Regions from separate parts of the Homo sapiens genome. Here regions 1 and 3 are each linked to region 2. A link is a loop called in an ENCODE intact Hi-C map of the cell type or tissue named here. Cell type or tissue: mammary epithelial cell. All regions are shown on one strand.

Region 1 (8,000 bases), 910 kb after region 2:
GGAAGATTTGAATAGAAACTTCAAAAATGATATATAAAAGGTAAACGCATGAAGGATGTCAACACCATTAGTCACAGAAATATGCAAATTAAAACACCAATGAGATAAGCCTTTGTAGCCACTCGAATAACTATATTTTTTTAAATGACAATACCAAGAGCTTGCAATGATGAAGAACAACTAGAACTATCATACACTGCTGGCAAAGTCAAATACGCAGTCACAGCCACTTTGAAAAACAGTTTGGTAGTTTCTTAAAAATTTAAACACTAACTATCATATAACTAAATCCCACTCCTATAGCATTTACTCAAAAGAAATGAAAACCTACATCCACAAGACATATACATGAATCTTCATAGCAAGTTTATTTACACTAGCCCAAAACTAGTAGAGAAACAAGGTTTCCATTCTGGAAAAGGCAAAACTATTGGGACAGAAAGCACATTAGCTTTCTGTCAGTTGCCAGGGGCTGAGGATGGTGACAGAACTAAATTGGAAGGTATACAAGAGAACTCTATGAAATGATGAAAATCAACAAAATTTAAATGTGGCAGTATGAAAAAACACCACAAACATTTGTTAAAACTCAATGAATTGTATACTTAAAATTAGTGAATGTATTATACATACCTTATAGCTCACTAAAACTGATTTTAAAAAGAAAAAAGATGCTCTGAATACAAATAATCACTTTGAATACAAATGATCACTTTTCCCCCCATGACTTTCTAATGTAGGCAGGACTTGACAGGGATGGCTCATCTCCATAATCCACACAGCATCAGCTGCGAGGGCAGGGAAACTGAAGGATCCACTTCTCAGATCACCCATTTGGCAGGTACACGGATGCTGGCTGTCAGCTAGAAGCTTAGCAAAGGCTACAGGCTAAGGTATTGGTGGGCTTTTTCCCACAGCATGGTAGCTGTGGCCCCGAAATGAGCATGCCAAGATGTACAGGCAGAAGCCAAGACACTTTTTATGACTCAGTCTAGGAAGTCACACTAGTATCTCTTCCACCATTATCACAAGCCTGTCCATATTCTAGTAGAGGGACACAGACTCCACCTCGTTGTGGGAAGAATATCAAAACCACATTATAAAGTAGAATGTGTGAGATGGGAAATATTTTTCTCGCTATCTTAGTAAAGACAACCAACCACATTGGATTTTTATTCTGTAGATAAATGGGAACCATTAGGGCAATGTGAAGACAACAGGATCTCATCTATATTTTTGGATAACTCCAGAAGCACTGTTGGGGATAAACTAAAAAAGAGACTGAAAGTGTGTGTGGGTGGGAGGTACCTTAAGGTAAATTTTAAGAGTCAAAAAAAAAAACAAAAAGAGAGACCATGAAGTGGCACAAATTCTGTGCACTGAAGTGAAAAACAGCCAGAGACTCTAAGTATGACAGAAATGTCTTGGCCACAAATGCATGCATCTGAGTACACCTACATCCTCTGGAACAAGGTGATGCCATTAAATGAGACAAAGTTCAAGAGGGACATTATATTCTTTTTGGCACATGTTAGTTAAGGGAGAATGCATTTGAAAACAGAAAACGAGAGGAGAAAGCCACAACAGAGAGCATATTTGATACAATTTGTGAAGAAGGGAATCAATTTTGATAAAGAGTTGGCTACAATCCACCTGAGAAAAGGCAATATAGATTATATTTACCTTAAATATTGTTATTTATCTGCACATAAAATGACTGAAAAGTATGCTTTAATACCTCTGCTTCCTTCTTGCCCAAAATATTCTCTTTGTAGTTCATTGGGTTAATAAAACTGCCTATCCAGAGATTTGCCTCTAAAGTGAGGGGGTAGAAACCACTTACATAGTTCTTTTTTAAGTAATGATAGTGAACATACATGAAGTCAAAGAATAAGCGAAATTTTTAAAAACCTTACATCATCTGGAGTAGGGCGGACATCTATGGTTGAATTTCTCACCCTTATTACTTGCTAAAAGAACTGATTTATTTGGTTACCAAATGACCATGTGCTTTAGGGGGGTTAGATTTATAAACCCCTGAGTGGCTCTTAATTGATGTAACTCAGTGTTCCCAATCCTAGCTACTTGCACAATAAAACCACCTGGAAGCTTTTAAAAGACTAATGCCTGGTCCCCCTCCCCAGCTATTCTGATTTAATTGGTTCGGAGTTACAGGGTCTTTTAATCAAGAGGGGACAAGTCTGAGGACAAAAGCCAAATCAATGAGGAACTAAGATTGTCAGAGCAGAAAGATGGATAAAACCTTGATCTTGACAATGTTATTGAGTTAATCGGCCCTAGAATTTCCTTTCATCCAGGTTTCTCATCATGTAAGTAACAAAGTTTTCCTGGTTCTTTAAGCCACCTATGGTCGTGTTTTCTGTTACCTGCAGTGAAAAGCATCCTACATGTTATCCCTGGCAATACAATTTTTGAGATACAAGTTTGGCTTTATAAACAAGAAGTAGAACTTCAGTCATTCTGCTGACAAAGGACAAGCCAATTTTACATGAGCCAGACAAGAATGATGTCACTTTACTGCATATGCAAATAATTTTCCACAACTTATAAAATATGTCTAATTTTGAATATGGACAGATAGGCAGGTATCAGGTACCTACTCAATTGCCTCTCAAGATAGCTGCAGACTTTTCTTTGAAACTGAATGATGCAGAGTATATACAATAATCTTATGCACACATCTTTCACGAGTTTTTAAAGATCTGTTTCCTAGATAGATTAGTCTGAAATAAATAAGGACATTTCCAAAAACCAAAATGAAACAAATAGGTGACGACATCTCCTACTTGTCCCGCTCATCAATTCTATACTTAAACATAGTAAAAGCCACTGCCACCAATCCTCTGCTGCTAGGGCAAACTATTCATCTCTGGCTCTGATTGAAGGTGTGACAAGAACAGGAAGTACCTGATTTAAGGGATTCTGCACCCAGATTCAATTCTAAGTCAATTATTTAGAACTTCCTTTGGTCTCAAAGGAATGAGGACAGCTTGTCACATCAAAATCTAACCTCTGATGCCTGGGCTCACAGACCAGCAGGGGAGTGGGGTGTGTCTCACTCAACAGGGCCAGCCCAGAGAGGGTACGGCCTATCTGCCCCTGCCTGAGAGAGCCCCGGGGACCAGAACATCTAACAAAGGAAATGTGGGCATGGAGCCAGTGACTGGACAGGGCTCCTTCATGGCCTAGGAGTGGACCAGGTGAAGGGGTCATCTCTCTCTCCCACCAACACAGACACTAACTACCAACAGAACCAAAATACAAAAGAACCAAAGTACAAAAGAGTTGTGTGGCTAAGTAAGAGCCTATCTGCTGACCAACATTCTGAAGCACCACCTACTGGATTGCAGCCCAAAATACACCACCAAAACATTTTGCCAGTATACAACACCAGTGAAAACTTTTAAAAATCTAGCTACAGGGCTGGGCTCCATGGCTTACGCCTGTCATCCCAGCAGTTTGGGAGACCAAGGTGGGGGGATCACCTGAGGTCGGGAGTTCGAGACCAGCCTGACCAACATGGAGAAACCCCATCTCTACTAAAAATACAAAAATTAGCCAGGCGTGGTGGCGCATACCTGTAATCCCAGCTTCTCAGGGGGCTGAGGCAGGAGAAATGCTTGAATCTGGGAGATGGAGCTTGCAATGAGCCGAGATCACATCATTGCACTCCAGCCTAGGGAGCAAGAGCAAAACTCCAGCTCAAAAAAGAAAAAAAAAAATCTAGCTACAAATAAAGATTCTGTATAGAGTCATGATCCTCTGTAAACACCCAGAAACAAAGCCAACTAACTATACCCAACTTACATCACATTTAAAGGAACACTAGCCACTAGCCCTCACACACAAGAAAGAATCAGCACAAGAACTCTGGCAACTCAAAAAGCCAGTGTGTTCCCTTATCTCCAAATAAACCCAGAAATGGTTCTTAACCAGATTTAGATGTATGAAATGACAGACAAAGAATTCAGAATCTGGATGGCAAGGAAGCGCATCAAGATGCAGGAGAAAGTTGAAACCCAATCCAAGGAATACAGTAAAACAATCCAGAAGCTTGAAAGACAAAATAGCCATTTTAAGAACCAAACTGAGCTTCTGGAAGGGAAAAATTTACTTCAAGAATTTCATAATACAATCAAAAGTATTTTTTTTTGAGATGGAGTTTTGCTCTTGTTGCCCAGGCTGGAGTGCAATGGCACGATCTCCGCTCACCGCAGCCTCCACCTCCCAGGTTCAAGCAATTCTCCTGCCTCAGCCTCCCAAGTAGCTGAGATTACAGGCATGCACCACCACGCCCAGCTAACTTTGTATTTTTAGTAGAGACGGGGTTTCTCCATGGTGAAGCTAGTCTTGAACTCCTGACCTCCAGGTGATCCGCCCACCTCAGCCTCCCAAAGTGCTGGGATTACAGGTGTGAGCCATCGCACCCAGCCCCTTACAATCAAAAGTATTAACAGCAGAATAGAGCATGCTGAGGAAAGAATCTCAGAGCTTGAGGACCAATTTCTCAAATCAACCCAGACAAAAATAAAAAAGAATTAAAAATTAAAAAAAACACCACTGAGTAATATGGGATTATGTGAAGAGACCATGTTTACAGCTCATTGGCATTCTTGAGAGAGAAGGAGAGAGTGTAAGCAACTTGGAAAATGTATTTGAGAATATACTCTACGAAAATCTCCCGAATCCTGCTAGAGGAAGACATATAAATTCAGAAAAAACAGAGAACCCACGCGAGATACTATACAACATGACCATTCCAAGGCACATAGTCATCAGATTCTCCACGGTCAATGCAAAAGAAAAAAACCTGAAAGGCAGCTAGAGAGAAAGGTCAGGTCACCTGCAGAGGGAACGCCATCAGTTTAGCAGCAGACCTCTTAGAAGAAACCTTACAAGCCAGAAGAGATTGGAGGTCTATTTTCAGCATTCTTAAAGAAAATAAATTACAGCCAAGAACCTCATATCCCACCAATCTAAGCTTTGTAAGTGAAGGCAAAATAAAATGCTTCTCAGACAGGTAAGCAGTGAGGGAATTCATTACCACACCAGCCTTACAAGAGGTCCTAAAGGGAGTGCTAAACATTGAAATAAAAGTTTAAAACCTGCTACCACTAAAACACACTCAAGCACAATAGCTCACAGACAATATAAAGCAATTGCACAACCAACTCTACAAAGCAAACAGCCAACAACATAAAGACAGGATCAAAATCTCATATATCGTACTAATCCTGAATGTAAATGTTCTAAATCTCCCCACTTAAAAGGCATAGAATGGCAAGATGGATAAAAAGGCAAGACCCAACTGTCTGGTGCCTTCAATAGATGGATCTCACATGTAATGACACAAACAGGCTGAAAGTAAAAATAAAGACCTATCATGCAAATGGAAAATAAAGAGCAGGAGTAGCTAGTCCTGTATCAGATAAAACAGACTTTAAACCAATAACAATCAGGGAGAACGAAGAAGGGCATTACATAATGATAAAGTGTTCTATTCAACAAGAAGACTTAACTATCCTAAACATATACACACCCAACACTGGAGCACCCAGATCCATAAAACAAGTTCTTCCTGACCTACGAAAACACTTACACCGCCATTATTACACAATAGTAGTGGGAGAGTTCAACACCACACTGACAGCATTAGACAGATCACTGAAGCAGAGAACTAACAAATTCTGGACTTAAACTCGATACTTGAACAACTGAACCTAATAAACATCTACAGAATACTCCACCTAACAACCATAGAATATACATTGTTCTCAGGTGCACATGTAACATATTCAAAGATCAACCACATGCTGAGTCTTAAAGCAAGTTTCAGTAAATTCAAAAAAAAAATTGAAATAATTCCAAACACACTCTCAGACCACGGTGCAATAAAAACAGAAATTGATAAAGAAGATTTCTCAAAAATAACACAAAAACATAGAAATTAAACAACCTGCTTCTGAATGAACCATTGTTCATTATATGAACAATGAAATCAGGACAGAAATAAAAATTCTTTGCAATTAACAAAAGCAGAGACACAACTTATAAAAATCTTTGGGAGGCAGCTAAAGTGATGTTAAGAGGAAAGTTTATAGCACTAAATGCCTTCATCAAGAGGTCGGAAAGATCTCAAGAATCTAACATCACACCTAGAGGAACTAAAAAACAAAACAAAACAAAAATTCAACTCTAAAGCTGGTAGAAGAAATAATTAAAATCAAATAAGAATTGAATAAAATTGAGACACAATTAACAACAACAAAAAACAGAAGATCCAAATAAGCACAATCGGAAGTGACAAAGATATTACAACCTATCCCACAGAAATATAAAAGATTGGAGACGATTATGAACACCTTTACATACACAAATTAGAAAATCTAGAGGAAATGGATAAGTTCCTGGAAACACAAAACCTCAAGATTGAACCAGGAAGAAAGTACAACTTTCAAGTTCAGAAATTGAATCACTGATTAAAAATCCACCAAACCAAAAGAGCTCCAGACGAGAGGGATTCACACCCGAATTCTATCAGATGTACAAAAAGGAAGTGATATCAGTACTACTGAATCTATTCCAAGAAAATCAAGGAGGAAGGGCTTCTCCTTAACTCATTCTATGAACCCAGCATCATCTTGATACCAAAATCTAGCAGACATACAACAACAACAACAATAACAACAACAACAAAAAAGCTTCGGGCCAATATTTCTCATGAACATAGAAGCAAAAATCCTCAACGAAATACCAGCAAACCAAATCTAACAGCACATCAAAAAGTTCACTCACCACAATAAAACAGGCTTTATTCCTGGGATGTAAGGTTGGTTGAACATACACAAATCAATAAATGTGATTCGCCATGTAAACAGAATCAAAAGCAAAAATCATATGATCATTTCAATAGAGGCAGAAAATTTACCTTTTGATAAAATCCAACATCCATTTGTGATGACATTACCCAACTTCAAACAATACTGTAAGGCTACAGTGATCAAAACAGCATGGTACTGGTACAAAAGAGACATATAGACCAATGGAACAGAACAGAGAACCCAGAAATAAACCCACACACCTACAACCATCAGATTTTCAACAAAATTGACAAGAATAAACAATGGGGAAAGGGCTCCTTATTCAATAAATGATACCAGAGTAACTGGCTAGCCATATGCAGAAGAATGAAACTGGACCCTTCCTCTCATTGTATACAAAAATTAACTCAAGATGGATTACTGATTTAAATGTAAGACCTCAAACTATAAAAATCCTAGAAGATAACCTAGAAAATACCCTGCTTGACACTGGCTTTGGCAAATAATTTGTGGCTAAGTCCCCATAAGCAATTGTAACAAAAACAAAAATTGATAAACGGGACCTAATTAAACGAAAGAGCTTCTGCACACCAAAAGAAATTCCCAACAGAGTAAACAGCCTACAGAATCGGAGAAAAAATATTTGCAATTATTTTGACATTTGACAAAAGTCTAATATCCAGAATCTGCAAGGAACTTAAAACGACAAGCAAAAAACAAACAATATAATTTAAAAATGGGCAAAGAGCTACTCTGGAGGCTAAGGCAGGAGGATCACTTAAGCCCAGGACATCAAGGCTGCAGTGAGCTGAGATCACACTGGGCAACAAAGCAAGACCTTGTCTCAAAAACAAGCGGGTGTTCAGGAGGGCAAAGAAAATGTAAATCAAAACCACAAAGAGATACCATCTCACACCAATCACAATGGAGGTTACTAAAAAAGTCAAAAAAATAAAAGATGTTACAGAGTCTTCCAAGAAAAGGGAATGCTGTTTGTAGGAAGGCAAACTAGTTTAGCCACTTTGGAAAGCAGTTTGGAGATATCTCAAAGAACTTAAAACAGAACTACCATTCAGCCCAGCAATCCCACTATTGGGTATATAACCAAAGGAAAATAATTTACAGTATCAAAAACATATATGTACTTGTATATTCAAT
Region 2 (8,000 bases):
TAGAGTCTTTGTGGTTTTCCAGTTATAGAATCACATCTTCAGTAAAGAGAGATAGTTTGACTTCTTTTTTTTTTTCCCTGTTTGGATACCTTTTATTTCTTCCTCTTATCTGATGCTCTGGCTAGGACTTCTAGTATTATGTTGAACAGGTGTGGTGAGGGTAAGCATCCTTGTCTTGTTCTGGTTCTCAAGGGGAATTGTTACAGCTGTTGCCCATTCATTCAATATGATGTTGGATGTGGGTTTGATGGCTCTTATTATTTTGAGCTGTGTTCCTTTGATGCCTAGTCTGTTGTGGGCTTTTCACACGAGGCGATGTTAGATTTTATGGGAGGCTTTTTTTGCATCTATTGAGATTATCATATGGCTTTTCTTAATTCTCTTTATGTGGTGAATCACACTTATTGATTTGAGTGTATTGCACCAACCTTACATCTCAGGAATTAAGCCTACTTGATCACAGTGAATTAACTTTCTGATGTGCTGCTGGATTTGGTTCACTAGTATTTTCTCAATGATTTCTGTGTCTATGTTCTTCAGGGATATTGGTTTGTAGCTTCCCTTTTTCACTGTGTCTTTGCCAGGTTTTGATATCAGGGTCATGCTGGTTTCATAGAATGAGTTAGGGAGGAGTCTCTCTTTGATTTTTTTTTAGAATAGTTATAATAGGATTGGTACTAGCTCTTTGTATATCTGGTGGAATTTGGCTGTGAATCCATCTGGTCTGGGCTCATATTGTCTGGCAGGTTTTTAATTACTAATTCAATTTCAGAACCTGATATTTGTTTGTTCAGGGTTTCAATTCCTTCCACATTCAATCTTGGGAGTTATGTGTTTCCAGGAATTTATCCATTTTCTCTAGATTTCTAGTTTGTGTGCCTAGATGTCTTCATAATGTATGAGGTTTTTTTTTGTATTTCTGGTTGTGTTTCTTTGGATCTTTCTCTCTCTCTCTTTTATTAGTCTAGTTAAGAGTCTATTAATCTTGTTTATTCTTTACAAGAATAAACTTTTTGTTTCATTGATTCTTTGTATAGATTTTTTTGGTCTTAGTTTCTTTCAGTTCTACTCTGATTTTGACTATTTTCTTCTGCTAGCTATGGGGTTAGTTTTTTCTTGTTTTTCTAGTTACTCTAGGTATGATGTTAGGTTTTTAAAAATCTTTCTAACTTTTTGAGATAGGCATTTAGCACTATAAACTTTCCTTTTAACACTTTTACTGCATCCCAGAGATTTTGATATGTTGTATCTCCATTTTTATTTATTTCAAATAATTTTTAAATTTCTACTTTAATATTTTTATCCCAAAATCATTTGGGGGCACATTTTTAAATTTCCATGGAATATTGTGTTTTTTAAGGGATCTGCTGGGTATTTATTTTTATTTTTATTGTACTGTTTTCTGAGACTATGATTGGCATGATTTCATTTTTTTTAAATTTATTGAGACTTGGTTTATTAAGTATGTGGAAAATCTTAGAGTATGTTCTGTGTGCAAATTAGAAGAATGTGTATTTTGTGGTTATTGGGTGGAGTATTCTGTAGACTTCTATTAAGTCTAATTGGTCAAGTTTTGAGTTTAAGTCCAGGATTTCTTTGTTAGTTTTCTGCCTCAATGATCTGTCTAATACCGTTAGTTAAGTGTTGTAGTTCCCCTACTATTATTGTGTGGCTGTCTCAATCTTTCATAGGTTTAGAAGTACTTGTTTTATGAATTTGGGTGCTCCAATGTTGGGTTTGTACGTATTTAGGATAGTTAAGTCTTTTTGTAAAATTGAACCATTTATCATTATGTAATGCTCTTGTCTTTTTTTTTTTTTTTTTTGCTGTTGTTGGTTTAATGTCTGTTTTATCTGATATAAGACTAGTGACCTCCGCTCCTTTTTCTTCCATTTTTTGATAGATATTTCTTTAACCCTTTACTTTGAGCCTATGTGTGTCCTTACATGTGAGATATGTCTCTTGAAAAGAGCAAATGGATGGGTCTTTTTTCCTTTTAAATCCAGTTTGGCACTCTGTGCCATTTTAATGGGGTGTTTAAATCATTTACATTCAAGGTTAATATGGATATGTGAGGTTTTGATCCTATCATGAAGTTGTTTGCTGGTTGCTTTGTAGTTTCTACTGTGTACTTGCTTAATGGGGTGTCAACTATGTTGGTGGCTTAAGTGTGTTTTTGTGGTAGCAGGTATCATTCTTTCATTTGCATGTTTAGAACTTCCTTAAGGATCTCTTATGAGGCTGGTCTAATGGTGACAAATTCACTTAGTGCTTGCTTGTCTGGAACAGATTTTATGTCTCTTTCTCTTAGAAAGCTTAGTTTGGTGGGATATGAAATTCTTGACTAGAAATTTCTTTGGTTAAAGAATGCTGAATATAGACCCCTAATCTCTCCTGGCTTGTAAGGTTTTGGCTGAGAAGTCTGCTGTTAGCCTAATGGGGTTTCCTTGGTATCTTATCTGACCTTTTTCTCTAGCTACTATTAAGACATTTTTCTTTAACATTGACCTAGGACAGTCTGGTCACTATTTGTCTTAGTGATGTTTGTTTTGTACAGTATCTTGCAGGTGTTCTCAGGATTTCTTGTATCTGGATATCTCCTTCACTAGGAAGATTAAGGAAATTTTCTTAAATTATTCCCTCAAATATATTTTTCAGGTTGTTTACTTTTTCTTGGGTTAGTTCAAAAGACTAGTCTTCAAGCTCTGGAATTCTTTCTTCTTCTTAGTCCAGTCTATTGATAAAGCTTTCAATTGTATTTTGAAAAATTTAGTGAGTTTTTTAACACTAGAAGCTCCGATTGATTTCATTTTAATATATTTACCTCTTCTTTCATTTTTTGGATTGATTTGGAAATTTCTTTGTGTTGATTTTCATCCTTGTCTTGGATCTCATTGAACTTCCTTGAAATCTGTGCTTTGAATTATTTGTGTCAATTCTGAATTTCCATTTTGGTTAGAGCCCATCAATGGAGAGCTAGTGTTATCCTTTGGTGATGCCAATAAGTTCATATTTTTCGTGATGCCAGAATTCTTGTGCTAGTTCCTTCTCATCGGGAGATGCTGGCACTTCTAATTTTTGTAATTATTTTCATGAGGGTAGCATTTTTTCTTCTTATTTCTTTCTCTATAATATTATTTTTTCTTCTTTCCCTCCTCCTACCCCCAAGGGGGTTTAGAGTGTAGAGAATCCTGGGTAGGGTCATTTGGCTGTGCTTCTATAGCCCTCTGGACTTTTAGCAAGTTTTATATTGGACTGTGTAGTATAACCTATGAGCCAGTAGATGGCGCTTAAGGGTAAGAGCCAGCTGCAGCCAGCTAGGCTAGGTATATGCTTCATCCTTGCTTACTGGGAGAAGCTCTCTGTTGCTTCAGGCAATGGACTAATCCATGAAATGCAGAGTGGTCTCAGCTCCCTGCTCAGCCCCGGGAGTGCTGGGAGCATGATTGGCTGGGCCAGACCAAGCAGGCCCACCTGCAAGTCCCCCAGTGGCAGGCACAAGCACCAGCACTGGGAGAATCCAGTGGCTTGCCACAAAACATCCAAAGATGTGCCTAAGCATGGAGCTGGGAAACTTCCTCAACCTAAAGTTCATTGCAAGGGTGGGGGTGCAGGAGATTGGTGGCCTAAACTCCTAATCCAGGAGAGTAGGTTCTCCAGGTGCCTAGAGATCTGTCTGGTCATGGAGTGTACCACAGTCTCTGCAGAGAAAAGGTGGAGTGTCTCAGGCTGGAAGTCCTGGTCTTCCTGGAGATATGCCTGGGTGTGGGGTGGAGAGGGCCCTGCTTCACCCAGTCTCTGCGCGGGAAGGGTGTGCTACCTCAGGTTGCCAATTCAGGTGAGTGGGTGCTAAGAATTCCTGGAGATCTGCCTGAGTGTAGAGCAGAGAGGGCCCCACTTCACCATAATCTCTGCACAGGAAGGGGAGTGTGGCTTAAGCTACTGATCCTTTTGAATGGGTGCTCTGACTGCCTGGAGATCTGCCTGGGCATGGGAGTGGAGAAAGCCCCACTGTATCACAATCTGTGCACAGGAAGGGTGGGGCAGCCAAAGCTGCCAACCTAGTCAGTGGGTGATCCAAATGCTTGGAGTTCAGCCTGAAAATGGAACAGAGAGATCTCCACTGCACCAGAACCTCTGCCCAGGAAGGGTGGGGTGCCTCAGGTTGATATTCCATGAGAGCGGCTGCTCTAAATGACTTGATATCTGCCTGAGTATGAAACAGAGAGGGCCTCACTGCACCATGATTTACGTCCAGGAAGGGTGGGGTGATTCAGAGGGCTAGTCCAGGCAAGCATGTGCTCTGAATGCCTGGAGTTCTGCCTGAGGGTGGAGCGGAGAGGGCCCCACTGTACCACAATCTCAGGGGAACAGGCTGGGAATGACACAGCAATGACACATGCAGCCCAGTTTCAGGTTGCCAAGCTAGCCCTAGCTACAAGTCTCATTTTCCAGAGAAACTGCAGCTGTAGTAGCTCTCCTCTCATCCCCAGTCTATGATGGGGGAGAGCAGAATTCCAGCACCTACTGCTGAGGCACTTCCCACAGTTCTGGCTATGGAGGCCCCTACTGCATGCCAAAACAAGTGCTCCAATCTCTGGCCCAAGACTAAAATGCCTGCATGGCCAGGCTGCCAGGTCACCAAAGAATGTCTGACTTTGTACGTGCCTGGATTAAAAATGGCACCCTGTTCTTGGTCTGGGGTCTGAAAAAATGCCTACAGCTTTTCTCAGTGTCTTTTCCCCTCAGTACTTCCAGCTGTCTCCTTAAGTTAGCTCTGGGGCTTGAGGGAAACAAAGTGCGCTCTTGCAGTCCAAGTTGCTCAGATTCCCAGTGGAAAGATGAGTCACAGAGGCAGGCTCTCTGCCTCTCTCATGTACTGGGGCCTCACTCACTTTTATGAGCTGGACACCATCACAGGGGCTGTGTGCCCGCATTCTACTCTCCAGGATCTGAGATGTCCTTCGTGATTTTGGTGGATTCCCATTTTTCTCCTTGAATTGAGCTCAGAATTTCCAAGTGCCTGAATCACACTGAAATCTTCTAATATTCCATCTTAGAAAAACAATAAAAACAAAACCAAAAACAACACAAAACTTTATCTTTTAGGGGAATTTAAACCATTTACATTCAGTGTTGTTATTGACAGGTGAGAACTTACACCTGTCAGTTTATTTCCTGATTGTCTTGTATATCCTTTGTTCTTTTCTTCTTCATTTATTATTTACCTTTACACATTGATAGTTTTTTGTAGTGACAATGTTTGATTCATTTCATTTTCTCATTTGTATATCTGCTCTATGAGTGAGTTTTATACTTTCATGTGTTTTAATGATGATATTATCTTTTTGTTTCCAGATGTAGGACTATCTTAAGCATTTCTTGTAAGGCCATCTAGTGACAATGAATTCTCAGTTTTCTTGTGTATGTGAGACTATTTCTCCTTCATTTTCGAAGGATAGCTTTGCTAGCTATAGTATTTTTAACTGGAAGCTTTTTCTCTTTCTTTTCTTTTTTCTTTTCTTTCTTTGTTCACTTTGAATATATCACCCCATTCTCTCTTGTCCTATAAGGTTTCTGCTGAGAGATCCACTATTAGTCCATTGGAGATTCCCTTATATTTCACTTGATGTTTTTCCTTTTCTGTTTTTAGAATTCTCTTTGTCTTTGACTTCTGACCAGTTTGACTTTAATGTGCTTTGGAGAAGACCATTTATTGTTTGAATATCTGGGAATCTAGATGTCTATATCTTTTGCAAAATGTGGAAAGTTTTCACCTATTATTTTGTCAAATAAGTTTTTTATAACTTTGTTCATCTCGTTTCTTTATAGAACTCAAAAAATTTGAATATTTGGTCCCTTAGTGGTGTCCCATATATTGTGTAGGCTTTCTTTATAACTTTTTCTTTGTCTGACTAGGTTACCAAAAAACCTGTCTTCAAGTCCAGAAATTCTTTATTCTGCTTATCTAGTCTATTGTTAAAGCTCTGAATTGTATTTTTTATTTTATTCAAAGCATTCTTCAGTTCCAGCATTTCTGTATTTTTATTATAATACCTATCCCTGTTGAATTTCTCATTCAGAAAATTATTTTTTCCTTATTTCTTTGTATTATTTATCTTGTATCTCACTGAGTGAGTTTCTTTAGTATTATTTTGAATTGTTTTTCAGGTACGGTTTAATAGATTTTTATTCTTTGAGATTTGTTACTAGGGATTTATTGTGTTCCTTTGAAGGTTTAATAATTCCTTGCTCTTTGTATCCTTATGTTAATACCTGTGTGTCTGTTGTAATGATTGTTTCTTTCAGTTTTATGATTTGGCTTTTGTAGGGAAAGACATAGCTATAGTGTTGAGTAGGGTCTTTGGCTTTGATTCCAGGTGGGCACAGTAGTAAAATCTTATGTAATTTCTTTAGCTGTAGTCAGCATGAGCGGTGTCTGTGAGTTCCACAGTGGCTTAGGCTGTGGTTGTTAGTGGAAGCTGTGGTGAGGCCTTGCTAGAGATGGGGACACCAGGCAGATAGGTCCTTGGCACCATTGATGGCAGTGATGGGCTGAGCATGCTGGTCTTCAATCCCCTGAGTGGCATACATGGGTGCTAACTATGGAAAATCTGTGTGGGCCAGTCCTTGGGCTTCCAGGTCACGTGCTCAGGTGCTGTTGGTGGCAGCAGAAGGCCATCCTTGAACCTCTGAGTGGTGTGCATGGTATCAGCAGTGGAAGTAGTGGCAGCAGGTCATCTTTTGGGCCCTTGAGCATTGCCTGCAAGTTCCAGTGGTGGTCATGGTGGACTAGGTAGGCTGCTTCCCCAGCTTCTAGGTGGTGGAAGTAGTGGCAGTAGCAGGCTGAGTGGGCTGGTCCCATGGCCTGCCACCACCCTGGGAGAAAGACTTGCATGCTGGCAGAAGGCGAGATAGGCTCATCTTTATGCCCATGGGTGGCACACATGTGCACCAGTGGATGATGAGGATGGTCAATTCCCAGGCCCCCAGGTGACACATATGGGCACCAGTGGTGACTGAAGGGGTAAACCTTTCTTCAGGCTCCCAGATGGTACACATGGGCACCAGCAGTGGTGGGTGGGGTGGATCAATCCCTAGGCCCTTGGACAATGTGTGTGAGCACTGGTGGCAGTGGCAGCAGGAAGGCAGGCCCATCCTCACATCCTCTAATGGTGTACATGAGCACCCACTATAGAAAATTAGGCAGTTCAATCCCCAGATCCCTGGATAGCATGCTTAGGTGCTGGAGGTGATGGTGGTGGGCAGGGCATGCTTGTCCTTATGCCCCTGGATGGTGCACATGGGGACCAATGGCAGTGGGAGGGGCAAGCCTGTACTCATGCCCCAGGACAACACACAGGTAGGCCAGTCCCCAGGCTTTCTGAAAGTGTATGCAGCTGCATGTCAGCCCTGTTGCTGGGGTGGGGGTGAGGGGTTGCAGCCATGGCGGTGGCTCCAGGCAGGTAACTACCAGGCTCTGGGGGCCATGTACTTTGGCTCCCTTTGTCCTAGGAGAAGGCTCCCTGGTGTGCCATCCCACCTGATCCCTGGGGTATAGGACACAGCATAGGCTAGAGTGCTGGGGACCCAGAGACACCACTGGGAACAGCTGGCACTGCAATCTTGCAATCCTCTGGCTGGACATAGGGGAATGTCAGTAGGGCTCCAGGGATATGAAGCTACAGGGGCTTTTGAGACCCAGAGTATGATGTAGTCTGGTCCGAGCTGGAGTTTCAAGATGGTGTTATGTTGCAGCTGCTTGGGTCTCAGGGGGTGCCTGGGACCCGGCGCAACTTCCCTGTCTGGAACAATGCTTTTTTGTGGACTCCAGGTAGCTCTCTATACTTATCTTAGGGCCCCACAAAAGTTAAGGGGTTCCCCTGTGGCTAGGATTGCAGGAATCCATGGTGGGAGTTTGGGCTGTTGTATATCTCTCACTTACCTTTTCCCCACAACAGGGTGTGGCTCTTGGCACTGAGCTGATCCCTGCCAGCTGC
Region 3 (8,000 bases), 270 kb after region 2:
GGTGGGGAATGGAACCATGCTAGTCTTGTAAGAGCTAGCTGAGTTACTACTCATCCCTCTCTTGAGCCAAACAGCTGAAGTTAGAGCACATATACCTACTGGGCATAAAGAGGACAATGGCTAGGGATAGGGTTGTATCATCAATCTTTACTTGCTGCTGCCTTTACATCGAGTAACTACTCATCTCCACTCCAGTATTCAAGATCCACTAGAAGTTTATCCAAGCTCAAGAGAAGTATTTCCTACACACTATCTGCAGCTCCTAAAGGGTGTGAGGGATAGGGTGAAATAATGGGCCAGTATTTGGAAGAGTTTGTGCCTTCTTAGTGACAAATAGTGATATAAGGTTTAGTAATCAGGTTTTCTAGCCAATTCAGAGGAATTGAGTAGAATATGAAAATAAATGTAAGATAATCAAGCTCCCACCTTCATGGAAAAGGGGAGGGCAGGAGCTTAATCATGAGCACATGTCCCTTGTAGGAATATGGAGATTTATTATGGTGTGTGGCATAATATGTTCCAAATATGTCCTGATTTAGGATCCCTTATTAATAAGCTTACCTTTCTGTCTCTTACACCCTGTCCAACTGCCATTAAGAGTTAATCATAATGCTGACATCAGGAAGAAGATGATTAAGTCCATTGCAGAAGCAGGAAACTAACCATAGTAGAAGAAGTCTTAGGTAGAGAAAAGTAGACATTAAGGGAAATATTTGCTTCTTGCAGTCTGGGACAATTTTGAGAAAAATAAGAGAAAAGTGAGGCAGGTGGCCGTTAAAGCTTTCATGCTCCTCTTCACACATATTTAGGAGCCAAAAGGAGTGATGTTGCCTTGAAAACATCTAAACAGCTTTGGAGAAGCTCAAGGATTGGAGATAAATGGCAAACTCCTTTCCTTTAAATATATTACTGTGGGTCTCAAGACCTCAGAAGAAACCCTCATGGCACCATCTAACACGAAGCAAGATTAGCAGAATTGAGGTGGAGGAGGAGGTGGATGGATGAATAATCCCAAGATAGACCCAAGCTTTTCACCAGTAGGTCCATGGCATGCAGGGCACCCAGAAGTTCCTGAATCTCCAAGAAGGGGACAATGTGTGAGAGCACTGTGGACCTATAGATGGCCGGGGTCAGGATGTATGAGTTTGAGATGGAGGGCAAAGGTCCACGGTGTAAAATTGCTGTGGTAAATGTCAACACAAAAGCCAGTAGGACAATAGCACTTCAAACTAGGGAGCAGATCCTTTTCAGCAGGGTTAAGCTAGGATCCTTCAGAATTTACAGAAGTTGGAGGCTACCTTTCCCCTAACTGGCACAGAATCATGTCAGCCACATCCCTTCCTAATATACCTGATTATATTATAGTAGAGAAGTAGAGGCAGAGCAAGAGGAAATCTGAGAATTTAAGCATATGACCTCAAGATCCTGAGCATCTGTGTAAAGGAGCTGCTACATTATTATACTGGACTGTTTATTGGGTTGTCCTAAATTTTATACACATCCCATTTCTAAGATGTAGTTGGTTTGTGAGGAAGAGCAGATGAGTTATAAAAATTTTTTGAAAACAATATAATTTCTTTGAGCATCTGAGTATAATAGAATAAGCAATTATGTTATCCTGGTATATTGTACATTAAATTGGCAAGGAAATAGTGTCCAAAAAGCCAATTAACAAGAAAACTCTTTTATTGATAGAAAAGCAAAACAAAATTTCCATGAATTCTAATATCTTTTTTCTTCTATCTATTGGATATACTCAAGTTCAAAAGTCAGTTTTTCTGTTGTCATCATTGTCACTGTTGTTGCTGTTCATCTCTCTATAGAAACAATCCCTTGTAATCACAACTGTAAGGGAAATATCCCTACCACAAATGGGTAGGACCTCCTTGATAAGTCATTGTCTCCAAATAAAGTTGATTAAATTCTTATTGTCAGCTAAGCATTCATACATGACACCAATTGTATTATTAGGTTGAAGACATTAATAAGTATTGATGTCAAGCCACATTAGCTGTTTCTCAAATGTTATCAAATAAATAACCAAATCAGAATCAGATTTACATTCATTCCAATGATTAAACACTCTCTTATAGATTGGGCAATTTATTCTAATATGAACTGAAACATCTGTGAGTTACAATCACAAGTTCCAACAAAAAATGGCCCAAATAAGTAGGCCTTTCAGATTCAAATTCAAAGTTCAGATTCACATGGGAATGGGACTAAGGAACCTGATCAGATTATATTAAAATTTCTGGTTCTACTTTAACCTGTAACTTCCACATAATATCAGCTAGCAATTGTTCAACTTTCACCCACAGAAAAGCATGAAAGCATATGTCTACATGATAAAAAAATAAAAATTTAACCATTATCTAATTAATACAATTGATACAGATAGAAATGGTGGAAAAGTCAGATGTCAAAGAAGTTTCTTAAAGCTAATTTATCCATATTATCCAAAAATGATTTCTCAAACTAAACAGATAATGGTCATATTTTCACTTTACCTTTAGCTATGCAGATATAAATTGTATTTCTACACAACATATAGGTTGAAAATGAAAAAAATCAAACCACAATCCAGGTTCCAGGTTTGTGGTCTAGATGGCCCTAAACCTCTTCTGGATATTTTTGCTTTCCATCTAGATATTTAGACCACATTGATATGGTCATAACTTTATTATCATTGCTACATTTGAGTCACTAACCTAGGAAAGGAAGCTTATCTAATTACCAATTTTCCAAGCTAACCAGGACTCTCCCCTTTCATTATTAAAGAGAAAGTCATTCAGATTTGACCCCAGAGAAACAAGTGCATGCACATACCGGACTTTTCAGTATCCTCTTTGGGTAAGAGGATGGAACAACTATTTTGGTTTCCATCTCATTCTTGTAATGACAGAAAAGAGAATACAAAAAGTCAATTGTAAATTTATACAAAACGTATGCATATATAAATACATATCTATGGGTGTATATAAAGTCTAAATATTATATCCATCTACATCTTCAAGATTCAGAGTCTTGTACCGTTGACATAATAGTATTCTCTCTCCAAATTTTCTCATTTTTAAAAACAATAAGAATCAAGCATGCCACCTTATTAATACTGAATAGCAAGTGCAGAAGTTAAGCTGTAGCTATAGGGGTTTGAAGCATTTAGTTTGACGGGACATCAGTGAATAAAATCCTTAAAATAAATTTAGCTATTTCCAGATTGCCTTTTGTTTCATAAAAATGAAAACCTAAATGCCCTGTTGGTAGCATCCCAAGCTCCTGAGACTGCCAATTGAGCCCTATAAGAAGCAGTGCTTTAAACAAGGTCTGTACAAATTGCTTGGATATGTGCTTATTGAAATAATTTTGTGTGGAAACTGGATTACTAGAATTTCATGTAATTCTCTATCTCATAAAAAAATCACAAGTAATACCACTGGAAGCTTAGGTTTTGAGTATATTAAGCTCAGTATGAAATCTGACTCACAAACTGCATCATCTTTACACAGAGCACTATTAAAAATATTAAACTACAGTCAATTAATGGAGAAAGGCACACACATTTAAAGTTGCACAATAAAAGTGTATTACAGATGTGTGCCCACGTTGAGAGGTATTGAGATCATTTGTTTTACAATATACATAATGCTTTTATTTCTCTTGCTCCTTGCATTCCTTTGGGGAGAAATGATGTAGGACAATTTCATAATTACCCCCACAGAGTGTACAGGCTGCTCCTTGGAAGGGGATTATTATTGCATGCCTTGAATATACTATGATTCATAAGGCAAGAACATATGCGTAGCTTCAGCACCAAGAAAATGGAATCGTTATCCAGCACTGCTCACAACAGAACATCTTATTGCTTTAATAAAATGGGAAATTATTCGCTGTAGAAAGTGCACCAAATAAGGGAAAGAAAGTAATATCCATGCACTTATTGGAGCTCATTGGAAATGATGAAGCTCCCTTCTGGGACCCTGATTCTATTCAAATTTCAAGTCCAAAAGTCATTCTGTAATAAGGTATTAAAGAGCTACCACTGGATGAGGGTAAGCTACAAAAATCAATGGACTTTCTTCTTCACAGTGCCTTAGTCATTCTGATGTACAGTGTAGAACTCTGATGCACTACAGGATTCCCTAGTGGCCTGAGGGAGTTAATGCACTCTTTTACCTATTACTAGGAAGTGACTAAGGCACTGGAGAAAAACTGGTTCATTGTTTAATATATTGTACCCAAAGATTATACCTGGTCTTCCTAATATTACAAGATGGCATGCTTCAATGATGATCTTCTGTGCTTCAGGAAAGGTGATTATCTTATGGGTGATTAAAATTAAGTTTATTAAATTATTTTTATAAAAGATGCAAACTGAGCTTGGGCAATTTAATAGATGACCAAAAATATTAGAGGTAATGTTTCCTCTGGATAAGAGCACATATGTCTGGACCAAGTAGACAATTTAGAACAATGAGTTGCTTGGGAGAGGGATGCTCATAGGGGCACTGTTGCCTTACACCCTGCAGGATAGTAAGGACTCTCTTGGTAGAGCTTTTTGCAGATCACTTTCATTCATACATTTTCCAAAAATTTGAATAGCTGTCAAAGGCTTGATTTCCAAGAAGAGATGTCACTGCATATAATTAATATTGTAATATGCTTCTGGCTTCTTCTGTCATTCAACCAAAGGAAACAAGGTGGTAAATAACTATAGACTACTTCCATTTCTAACATAGATGGCCTTGTCTGGCATTAGAAAATAATAAAATATTTATCTTATTTTCTCACTTTCTTTTTTTCTCAGTATTTTTGTATGTTCAGTGAAGTTAGGACAGACTGAGAAAGAGAGCCTTTCTTTTGCTGCAGGCACAGATTTGTAACTAAACAAACAAGCTGCAAACATTTGTATCCTATAAGTAATTACTGGATCTAGCTTTTCTTGAAATTCGCATGTCTTATCATCCAAATTGCCCAACATCCCCACCAGTCTCATCCCCAACCACATACAGTACAAGCAAGCACACACACCACTGCCTCCAGGTGGTAACTGCATGCAGGGAGAACTACAGGCACTGTTTAAATATTAACCATGTTTTTAATAGATGGCATTCTTGCACATCCATTATTTGTTTGTTTCTGTGGTTGTGTTTTTTCTATTATTTGCAAAAGAAAAAATAAAGCGTGTGTGTCATCTTTTTATAACAGTCTACTACAGAATAAGGTACAAAAGAACACTTCTGGAAACAGCAGAAGCCAGGTCTGCACCACTGAATTTCTCATCCAGTGGTAACCATTATATCAACAGCTGGAAATTAAGAACAATAATATACAGTTTGGAGGACATAGTACAGAACTATAGTTTTTTTCTGTATTTGGTACCAATATACTAAATATATAACAAAGGTGCACTTGTTCTAAAAATAAAACAAACGTTCTAGTTGGTTAGATACTGCACTTTCAGTACTGCACATCACCTAATACTTTTTTTTTTTTACAAAAAAGGTAACTTATGCAATGTTTAATAATAAGAAAACCAATAGTACACGCTAACTCGATTGTAGAAAAAGAAGAAAGAACCCAACCAAAAGCCAGAATAGTCACTTTCCAAAACAGCCCCTCCTCTGCCTTCACAACTAGAGGAAGTAATCAGAACGGTGAGGCGACTTCAGCACCAGACCTGGCTGGACAGCTCCCAGATCCTTTGTAAATCCTGAAAATGTCACAAGTCAAAGGTGTACGGGTGGGGGCGGGGCAGGGAATGAAAGCGTTAGCTTTTTAAAAAAAACTCATTTAAAGATTTTAACGTACTTATGCTCGGCCAGCGAGGGTCATTTTAAAAAGTAAATTAAATGCTCTGTCCTGGAAAATGTAATGGTTAACCAAAGGGTGAGAAATGGGCGGACTGGCGAGGGGTACCTGTCATAAACACTTTCCGGGGACTATTCTCTATGGCCTCTTGCAGTCCTGGTGCTTAATGTAGACATTTTCTTTATAATATACTATTGCCTGAGCCCGGCTGAGGGTGGGAATGGGGAGGAAAGGGAAGCTAAAGGAAAAGTGAAAGCTTAGGGGTCAGAGGGGAAGGAAGGAAACTAAATCTTAACTTGACAGCTATGTACATTACCGGGCCCCCTCCCCTCCCTTTGCTCCGGGAATCAATGCCTTTTATATATTTGGTAGCTTGTGCGGTTTCTCCTCCTAATTGAGGGGAGCGCGGGGTGGAATGGGAAGATGCATCCTCCATTGACAGTTAGAAATTATGTGATTTGTCATGCGCTTGGATTGTGTTATTAGTATTATAATAATTACTATAAATATTAATAAAGTATTATTATCAGCGTTATTTCTTCTTCCGAGACTTTCCTCGCCCAATATTTACAAATACCGCACAGTGCCTCGGCGGAGGAGAAACAAGAGTAAGGGGAGGGCAGGTAAGGAAACCAGGAAGAGGAAAGAGGGGCCAGAGGAAAATGGAAAAGGAAGGAAGAAGGAAAAAAGCAAGGGTGGCAAAGATGCTGGAAACGAGGACGGGGAACGAGAGGGGCTAGACGATCAGGACAGTACCACCGTTTGCAAAAGGCCCTCGCCAGCTGTGTCCAAACAGGAGGAAGCTGCGTGTGCTCCTTGGGGACTGGAGGCTGGCGGTGGAGGCGGAGGAGCACAGGGACCCTGGCACGGGAGGCCAGGGGACGAAGAGGACAACGACGAGGCGTTGGAAGGGGCGCAGAAGGGAGAGTCCCGGGGCTGCCTCTCCAGCCGGGTTTCCTTTGCGTGGGTTGGGGCCTGCCTGCCAGGTCGGGGCAGCCCCCCGCCACCGCGGCTGCCGCTGCAGTGATCCCGCTCATATTCCTCCTGAGCCCTCTGCATCTTCCGCTTCTTCATCCTACGCTTGTGGATGTGGAAAGTGGAGAGGGACAGCACGATGAGGCAGAAGATGAGGGTAACCAGGACAATCAGCACCAGCGTGGAGGAGAAGGACTGGAAGAGCTGCTGTCCCACCTGCGTGATGCAGGTGCCGCTGCCTACTGCGCCTGGGCCGCGGGCACCCGTGTTGCCGCTGCCGCTGGCGTTGGGGGAAGCAAAGGTCCGGTTGAGGAGACACGGCGGCAACGCCAGCCTCAGCTCCTTCGGCGCCCTGGCACTCATTGGCGCGGGGCTGGGAGGGGCCAGGCCCACTAGGCTTCCCCTCTTGGGCACACCGTTCCTACCAGCCAAGAAGAGGACGGAGCCCACGCCACCCAAAACTGCTCCCTGTAGCGGGAGGGGGTGTGCGAGCGAGCCAAGGACTAAGGGAGCAACTGCTGGCAAGCAAGGCGACCAAGGAGTGAGCGGCGCCCGAGAGATCCTCGCCGATACCACCTCGAACACGTCTCCACGCTCCCCTTTCCTTTGCAGAGGCACCAGGCTGCAAAGACACAAAGCTTAGTTAGAATCTCGGCCGCTGCCCAGGGGAGTGCTGTCGGGAAAGATCAACCACCACCGCAAAGCGGCCCTCTGGGCACACTGCCTGAGCTGGGCGCTGCCTGTATTTTCGGTCAGCGGACCCCAGCCTGCCGGCCCGTGGCCGTGCACCAGAGCCACCAGCAGCCTGCTCATGCCACTCGACAGGATGGGGTCTGCGCCGGCACCGCGGAGGTGCAGATTACTCAGCAGATAAGGCAGCCTCCCTTCCGCCCTTCACAACTTTATAATTGCAACAGACACGCAGCCGCTTTGGTTGAAGTCCCTACTTCCCAGAGCGCCGGCTCTCCTCTTTTCTGCGCCCTCTCGGTTGATGTCTTCGCCTGGATCCTACCCTTCCCAGCACCCACTCCGGGCCGCCGCGCGGGCTCCGGGTACGCAGTCCTCCCTTCCTTTCCCTCCCCGTCCAGACTCGCCCTCCCTGGACAGCGTCAGATCCCTTGGGTCCCATTCCCAGGGGGATACCCCTGGCACCACATCCCACTCTGCCTCTGTCCGCGACCGCGGCTGACGCGCAGGAACGCGCTCCATCTCTT

Evidence for each region. Peaks named below come from ENCODE experiments on the same cell type or tissue, not always from the same donor. Only the 100,000 strongest peaks of a DNase experiment are listed, where the experiment ranks them.
Region 1: a loop joins it to region 2, with 22 times the contacts of the local background. A loop is called at or near these places in 4 of 110 quality-filtered maps.
Region 3: a loop joins it to region 2, with 9 times the contacts of the local background. A loop is called at or near these places in 4 of 110 quality-filtered maps.

The regions. Positions count from the first base shown.
Region 1 is chr11:108,784,105-108,792,104 of GRCh38, reverse strand. All of the region lies in intron 13 of DDX10 (DEAD-box helicase 10), which reads right to left. Among named protein-coding and RNA genes, the nearest start is that of DDX10, 120 kb to the right of the region's middle. In mammary epithelial cell, a CTCF peak has its summit at 3,360 (motif pointing left); no DNase peak of the experiment used is centred here.
Region 2 is chr11:109,692,712-109,700,711 of GRCh38, reverse strand. No RefSeq gene overlaps it. Among named protein-coding and RNA genes, the nearest start is that of LINC02715, 130 kb to the left of the region's middle. In mammary epithelial cell, CTCF peaks have their summits at 3,284 (motif pointing right) and 4,215; DNase peaks (open chromatin) are centred at 3,371, 4,291 and 4,821; H3K27ac peaks cover 2,551 bases.
Region 3 is chr11:109,422,783-109,430,782 of GRCh38, reverse strand. C11orf87 (chromosome 11 open reading frame 87) reads right to left here. Exons shown (of 2, transcript NM_207645.4): 2 at 1,616-7,408. The coding sequence starts at 7,149. The coding sequence ends at 6,556. Among named protein-coding and RNA genes, the nearest start is that of C11orf87, 4.6 kb to the right of the region's middle. In mammary epithelial cell, CTCF peaks have their summits at 4,139, 5,039 and 6,997; no DNase peak of the experiment used is centred here; H3K4me3 peaks cover 1,367 bases; H3K27me3 peaks cover 1,222 bases.